Linked DNA regions of Mus musculus: region 1 is linked to region 2. Evidence: chromatin contacts called from ENCODE Hi-C or POLR2A ChIA-PET data. All regions are on one chromosome and are shown on one strand. The core of a region is the stretch at or near the end of the contact, and the rest is flanking DNA. Distances in the headings are between cores, read along the strand shown.

Evidence for each region. Hi-C counts contacts between places; a loop is a spot of excess contacts on that map. ChIA-PET counts read pairs that join two places held with the same protein, here RNA polymerase II (POLR2A).
Region 1: a loop to region 2 is called in a map of regulatory T cell, with 1.9 times the contacts of the local background. The contact joins the promoter of G930009F23Rik here to the enhancer-like site in region 2. A Hi-C loop is called at or near these places in 1 of 37 maps with a recorded cell type or tissue (regulatory T cell). POLR2A ChIA-PET finds 5 or more read pairs at or near these places in 3 of 5 experiments (Patski and embryonic stem cell).

Annotation. Positions count from the first base shown.
Region 1 is chr15:38,453,024-38,457,040 of GRCm38, forward strand. It overlaps G930009F23Rik (a long non-coding RNA gene), which reads right to left and starts at 2,485. Exons shown (of 6, transcript XR_875184.1): 1 at 2,080-2,485; 2 at 1,748-1,792; 3 at 136-380.
Region 2 is chr15:38,418,183-38,422,063 of GRCm38, forward strand. No RefSeq gene overlaps it. Among named protein-coding and RNA genes, the nearest start is that of Gm41307, 15 kb to the left of the region's middle. Within about 2 kb of position 1,594, at least 1 of the 3 ENCODE cell types and tissues checked has a DNase peak (open chromatin) inside an H3K27ac peak, as active enhancers do.

The DNA.
Region 1 (4,017 bases), core at 1,235-3,734, 36 kb after region 2:
CACTAACCTCGCAGGTGGCAAGGCTGGCCCACCATGTCCGAGGGAGCCAGGCACCTGTGATCAGGCCTGGTGTACTAGGACATGTAGCCGGGCCTCTCCTGTGATGATTGTCAACTGGGTCATTTCTTGGCTCACCTAGTCCTCTCTTCTGACTTGTTTGAAGGTGTTTTGCAGGCTCCCTGTTGCAGCTGCGGGGCCAGCCTGCTCTGTCCACGGAGATGCTGCTCTGAGAGGAAGTATGGGGTCTCCCGAGGCCCCAAGTGGCAGCTCTGGGGCCAGCTTCAGAGGCTTGCAGGCCCTAGGGTCTGCCCAACAGCTGCTTCATCTCACTCCTTTGCCTACCCCGTCTCAGATGGATTCAAGAACAGACCTAAGGTGACCTGTTGGAGCAAACAGAAATACAGTGTAGCTGACTAAATTTGAGCATCAGAGAAATAATTTTTTTTAGTATCAGTACACACCTCATGAAATATTTGAGACATATGTTTAAAAGGGGGTTGGTGCTTATCAAGAATTCAAATTTAATAGGATGGCTGGAAATTCAGGCAGGACCTCATTTTATTTTCAAATTCTATAAATGCCCCTCTTCTCTGCTTATTTGTGGGGAGACACTTAGGAATAAGCCTACAATACACATTAATATTCTTCTGTTATTATGAAATTAATCCAGTTTTAAAGCTCTGGAACATTATTGATTTTTGGAAACATTTCTGCAACTTTTTATTAACTTCATATTTCATAGTTTATAATAAAGACTTCCAGCGGATAATTTCTTTTTCCTTCTCTTTCTTATTTCTGTATGTTGTTGTGGACTGTACTGCTGGCGGATAGAAAGGCATTCTAGTCTTACCTGACTGTGAATCAGGCTGAAGGGAATGATGCTAGCTATGTTGCCAGGCAAGGTCTGAGCTTCTGGGCTCATGAAGCCCTCATGCCCTATAACCCAAACAGAACTGGGAATGCTTGCCACCACACCTGGCCCTTTATTGCTGTTTCCTGCCCTCCTCAGTAGGGGATACACACACAGGAGGAAGGAAAGACAGACATGTGCTACTACAAACCCCAACCTCAAGATGCTAACATGCACCCTGCTTCCTTTGGAAAGTCAAGCACTAGGGTGAGTCCAGCACTCCCTGGAATGACAGATGTCCCTGGTATAAACAGAGTCATGACAGCTTGCTCTGTTCTTTGCATAGTAAGGCTCGAAACTCAACTCTACAGACCAGGGTCCCAGGTCTCTGTCTCTGGACATGTCAAGAGCCTGAACCACATTCTCAATGCAGCTCAGCTAGAAAGCCTACTCTCTCAGCCACATGGCCTCTCCTAGGTCTTCAGGGAAGAGGCTTGGGGACAGCCTGGCCCTGTGTGTAGTGGCTCCCTGGCAAGGGACCATCGAGAGACCCTCCCTGCCCTTGCAGGGAGACATCTGTGAATACCCAGCAGGGTCAGAAGTTCAGGAGCCACCCCTTTGATGTAGCCTCTCCTCAGCCACCTACGCAGACAGAGACTCCAGACTGGACTCCCACCCCCACCCCTCTGGTGCCTTCTCTCCTCCTCCTTTCAGGGCTCTCAAGCACTTGGACAGAGTGCCTTGGTTTAGGGGTGCACAGTGGACATTCCAGTCAGGGGCAGCAGGGCAGCAGCTTACAGCTCTCACTCCTGTCAATGAATAGTGGCCAGGAGGGTTCTGGCTCCACCTCTCATTTCCTCTGTCCATGAACTGTTGATTCATATGTGTCTCTCCCACCTGTTAGGTTAAGTTCCTGGTCCTCCTGGTCCTCAGTCTTCTCATCTGTGGAAGGGGCAAGAGAAGGATTAAAAAAGGCAATACAGGAGATTAGAAACTGGGTCAGTGACATAGCTCAGAGAGTACAGGTGATTGCTGCCAAGACCAGCTGCCTGCGTTTGAGCCTTGAAATGGATGATGGAGGAAGAGAAGCAACCCCACACACGTACCACACAAGAATAGCCAATAAGTAATAAAGGCAGAACATTGTCTGGCTTATAGAACATGCTTATTGAATGTGAGGTGCTGCATGGACAGCACAAGGAAGAGACAAGACGAAGCTGCTGTCTCACCCCACTCCGGCTCAGGGACTCTTTGGGAAGAAACCTGCAAGTCCTTGTGCAGTGGATTTCTGATGCCTTGTTTGGATGAGTCGTTGGAATGCTCTTCCTGCTCTGGGGGAAAGCCCACAGTACTTTCCATGCCTCCTCAAGGTAGGAAGGAGTCAGACACAAAATTCCTAGCTAGTGAGACAGCGAGGAGCGGGCATGTGACCTGGTTTCACCAATCAGAGGTGTTCACAGAAGACCTTGTCAGAAACTGAAGTGTCCTGGGGGCGACACTCTGCTCCACACCAGCCTAAGCTTCCCTAGAGAAGGTACTATGTTCACCCCTAAAATGGCATACTGGGATCTAACCCTCAGCACCCCAGAAGGCACCCTTCAGGGAAACAGTCCTGTGAATGATCAGATTAGGATGAGGCCCTAGCAGGTGCTTTGATGCAATGGCCTCCTCCTCCTCCCCCCTCCTCCTTTTTGTGTTTTTGAGACAGGGTTTTTCTGTGTAGCCCTGGCTGTCCTGGAACTCACACTGTAGACCAGGCTGGTCTCAAACTCAGAAACCTGCTAGCCTCTGCCTTCGAAGTGCTGGGATTAGAGGCATGCACCACCACTGACCTTGTCCTTCTAAAAAAGAAAAATTCAGCAGGTACGGTGGTGCACACCTTTTATCCCAGCACTCAGTGGGCAGAGGTAGTCAGATCTCCAAGTTTGAGTCCAGTCTGGTCTACAGAGTGAGTGAGTTCCAGGAGAGCCAAGGCTACACAGAGAAACCTTATCTCATAAAACAAAACAAAAACATGAGGGAGAGAGAGAGAGAGAGAGAGAGAGAGAGAGAGAGAGAGAGAGAGAGAGAGTGGGAGAAAGGGAGAAAGGGAGAAAGAGACAAAGAAAGAGAGAGAAAGGGAAAAGAAAAGAAACATTGTGGCAATAGACACATTGTGAAGTAGAGCCAAGGTCAGGTGATGCTTCCACAAGCCCAGAAGCTCCAAACCCTAAAGCATCCAGAACTGAGAAAGGTACTGAACAGATCTTCCCAAACAGCCCTCAGCAGCAAACGACCCTGCAAGCTACTGCCCACAGGACTGCTGGCTGGCCCAGACTGAGGACTTGTGAGAGGCGCCATAGCTGACCCGTACAGGGAGAAACTTCATCCTGTCTACTGTAAGCCCCAGGGGTTGGCTGTTGAAGGTTTTGTCTATTGGCCCATAGCTGGTGCCCAAGAAAGCTTTATACTGGGGCTGGAGAGATGGCTCTGCAGTTAGAAACAATGGTTGCTCTTCCAGAGGCCTCAGGTTCAATTCCCAGCACCCACTCGGCAGTTTACAACCATCTGTAACTCCAGTTCCAGTGGATCTGACGCCTTCTTCTGACTTCTGCAGGCACCGGGCACACACATAATGTGGTCATATATGCAGACAAAACACCCATACACATAAAAATAAATAAGATTTTAAAAAGAAAGGTCTGTTCAATAACTAGATGTCTTTGCAGTTCATACAGCCAGATGTGCTGGAGAGACTGAGGCTCCATGCTCAAAGAACCTGTCTCAGTTGAGGTCCAGGGAGGGACTATGTTAGCTACTCCTGAGGTACATTATCAGGGCCTCAGAAACTGTGTAACAAGACTCAAGGATCAGAGCTGTGTGGCAGGTGGCTCTGGTGCTTGGCTGCCTGTTCTTGTGGCTTTGAGACCGAACTATGAACTGAGGAGTCACAAGATACCTTGTTCCAACTCTTTCTCCTGAAAGCACAAACCACACAAGGTCCACAGAAGGTTTTGTAACCTCCTGACTGGTCTGTTCCCTTGGTCACCAGAGGAGCATTACTGAGAGCGCAGACTCTTACTCTGTGTTCACAGCCTACTTCTCTGGGTCCTAGTTTAATTTCTCTATGACAATGGTATAAAGCAGGAGAGAAGGCTGATTTAGGGGTAGTTTGATTAGAGATCTTC
Region 2 (3,881 bases), core at 344-2,843:
ACACAACTAGCAAGTTATCAGTCATCCTGACGCACCACAACGAAACACACCCAAAACTCCGCTGTCAGGCCTTTACTGATTTCTAACGCCCATCACAAACCCCAGCCAACTGAAGGTGAGTAGGACTGCCCCGAAACATGCAAGGCAGGCATGACTCCTCCGGGACTGAACATATTGCTACCTTTGGGGTTCTCCTTTGAGCTGGAAGGATCTAATAAGAACTGGCTGCATGAACAGGCTGAGGCACCATTGTAAAAGACTCTAGAGTGAAGATTGGCTTGAGGTTGCATCTGTACTTCTCCGATCTTCAGGCATTGGACCAAAATAAAACAAAACAACAAAAACAAAAACCCCGGGAGCACGGCGCAGAACTAACCCTAGCACATGGGAGGCAGAGGCAGGCCAGTCTCTGACTTTAGCTCGGTCTACAGAGCCACCTCCAGTTCAGCCAGGACTACACAGAGAAGCCCTGTCACAAGAAGGAGAAGAGAGAGGGGGAGTCAGAGAGAGACGAAGAGGAGGAAGGAGAAGGAGGAAGACAGTCTCAGGGTTCTTGGCACCCACATGTAGCCTCACAATTGTCTGTAACTCCAGTTCCAGGGGATCTAAGGCTCTCTTCTGGCACTGTATGCACATGGTGCACAGACATGCATGCAGACAGTGTACATAAAATATCCCCCTCCAAAAACCAAACCAAACCAACCAACCAAACAAACAAACAAAATGGGGTGGGGGGCATCACTTCCATAGAATTTACAGCATGCCAGACACTTCTTTGAATGTTATTGGTGCATTGAATCACTGGATAATGACTCACCATGTATTGCCATTGTTTGCATTTGCAAGTGAGAACACAGAGGTGCAAAGCAGTAGAGGAAAATGTGAGCCCAGCCACCCTGGGTCTCAGAGCATGCTCAGAACTCAGACTCACAGCTGCTTCACTATGGACTCCATTAGCCAAGAGCCGTCAAACATAGAAGACAATATTCTTCTTCTTCACATTTCTGTCTGCTTCCTGCCGCTGCTGTGACAAATTGCCACAAACTCCTGACTTTAAACAGTGTAAGTTTACTCTCTGGCAGTTCTGCAGGCGAGAATCCCAATAATCCCAGTGTCACCTGGAGCTGCATTCCTTCCAGAAACCCAGGTGACACGGTCTGTCCTCTCCTCTACAAGCAGCCCGCATTCCTTGACTCGCCATCCTCTCCTTTGTCAAAGCCAGCGATGTCTGAGTTTCGCTTCTCTCACAACTCCTTCTTCCTATATAAAAGCTTTCTGGCTATGTTGGCTGCACCAGGCAGTCTAAGAAAAGTCATGGCCAGATCCTGAATTACAACTGCAATGCCCCTTTTACCATGTTCCAGAGATCTGGACACCAGGATCTTTGTGGCTTGGTCCTCAGCCCCCCATGATTCTCTAGGGAGATCTCATCACCGGAAAGAACGGGAAAGAACTCCATCTGGCAGTGTGGACATGAGGAAGCTGGGGTCATTTTTCAAAGGCCTAGGCCACCCGCTCTTAAATCTTCTCCTAACTCCTCGAGCTCAGACTGTCTTGGATCTTGGTGAGCCGACAGGCGTGAGATCCTTGAGGGCCCCCACAGCTCCTTCCCAAAGCAACATTGTTCTCCTCCCCAGCTGCGCAAGGCTGGCTTGCCAGTCTCTTTCCAGGGTGGGGTTGGTTTTCCTACAAGAAAACAGATGGGACAGCTGGCCCCTTCCCCCAACAAGAGAACTAAAGGCCTGTGAGACGGCTCAGAGCATCAAGGTTCTTGTCACCAAGTTTGATAGCCTGAGTTCAATCCCCAGAACCCACATAGTGGAAAGACAGAATGGATTACCATAGCTGCTGATCTTCACACGTGCCCAGCATATGCATATACACAAATAGATAGATAGATAAAATGTAAGTTTAATTAATTAATGAAATACTAAGAAATAGACAAAAGCACTAAAACCCTGTAAAAAGGGCCCCTCAGGGTCCTCTTTCATTTCGTCGGGCCATAGAAAGTGAGGTGTGACCCAGTGAGAGGCCCGCTTCAGAGTGCCCCCTGATGTAGGGTGCTGCAGGGGTCTTGAATGTCCCTGTGTTGAAGACTTGGTCCCAGAATATTTTTCTATAAAGACAGAAGTTGGCTGAGACTCCCTCCCATGGCGTACATGGACATTAGGAGACAGCTTAGAACTGGGGAAGTTAGGAACTGTTGTGTGGGGATCTCAGAAGCCACAGACTCCTGGTCACGCTACTCTGGAGAAGCTCAATGTTTGCCAACACCATGCCCTGGCTCCTCCTTGCCTGACTGTATGGACCAGCATTTTTGACCCAAGCTCCTGAAACTGTGAAGTCAGGCTAGAGAGACCATGGGAGCTGCTGGGCGGTGTGGCTTGAGCTCACTGCCCCACGACTCGCTGCCCACTGGGAATGGTCATGAACAACTATGGCTTTCTTGTTTGCTGGCTTGTTTCTGGTTTGTGCAGTACCAGGGACAGACCTCCCACATGCCAGCTAACGCCTGCTGAACTTCTGGTTTGTACATAGGAATACATAGTGCCTCTCTTTTGGCAGAGCCCTCTCCCCAGTCCACACCATAGTCAGACAGTAAAGCTCTGCCTGATACTTCTCTCTTCATGTCATGCTGCTGGCTGAGGTGACCCTTCTCGGAAAGGCATCTCAGAGTCTCCAGCATGCCAGGAAGTTTCTCCCTCACAGCCTGGAGGAGCACAAACTGTCAAACAGGAATTCAGGTCTGTGGTTCGCCCAGAAGCTGCCAGCCAGAGGAGTGTTTGTTTACATAGCAACCCTCTCTCCTCTTGACAACAGCAGCCTGGAGCCAAGCTCCAGGGTGACAGGTATGGGCAGTGATTTGCTGCAGTAGGTTTTGTCCCATCCCCCAGGACTGCCATTTGTTCCTCAGGAGCCTGAGCTGATCTGGTCTACAGACCATGCCTCACCCAACTGGGCCTCCTTCAGAGCCGACCTCCCATCCCCTCTGAGGACCTTTCTTGAGCCAAGCAAGAGCCCCAGGGTAGCAGTCCTGTTGTTGGGAGCCACAGTGAGCAAGGAAGGAGTGTTAAGGGAAATAGGAATAAGGGGATGCTGGGCATGGCCTGAGAGAGGCAGAGCTGGAGCCCATTGCTGTCACAGCAGGAAGCAGAGGTGGCTCCAGGCTCCTGCTGACATGCGTCCTTTCCCCCAAAGGTCGCAGCTAAGAAGACATTTACCCAGCTTACCTTCCTGAGGCAAAGCTCACCCTCCAGTATGTGAACAGAGAAGAGACCTAAAGATGATAGAGACCAATCTTGACATCTCACAGATGAGAGAAAACTGAGGCCCACGATGCCTAGTGACTTGCTTACAATTAGGCAGCGGTGGGAAACACACACACACACACACACACACACACACACACACACACACACACACACAAGGCAAATGGCCTGTGACTTTCATACCCTAGTCAAAATTCCCTCTGACCAGAGTACACATCTGCATACCAACATGGACTCCAGGATGTCTAGAGCTAGCTCAGTGGTTATCACAGCCACCAGCTTAGCAATGGCTAAGCATGGTCAACTGCCCTCCACGGGAGTTCTTCTTGAGCTCCATCACCAGTCACAGACCACTCTGGGCTAGGGACACTCTGAATTGCCCAAGTTATTTCAGCTGGGCAGAGGGAGAGCAAGGATTTGCATCTAGGTTCACTGTATGTGGGACTCACCTCTCTTCGGATAGGTGCTTCTGTTCCCCACATTCTCATCTTCCCACGCTGCAGCCTGGGCCACAGGCTGGGGTATTTCTGAGAGAAGCCAAGAGGCTACACTCTGAAAAGCATCAACTCACATGTGTGTGTAGGCAAAGCCAGAGCCATTGATCAACACTGA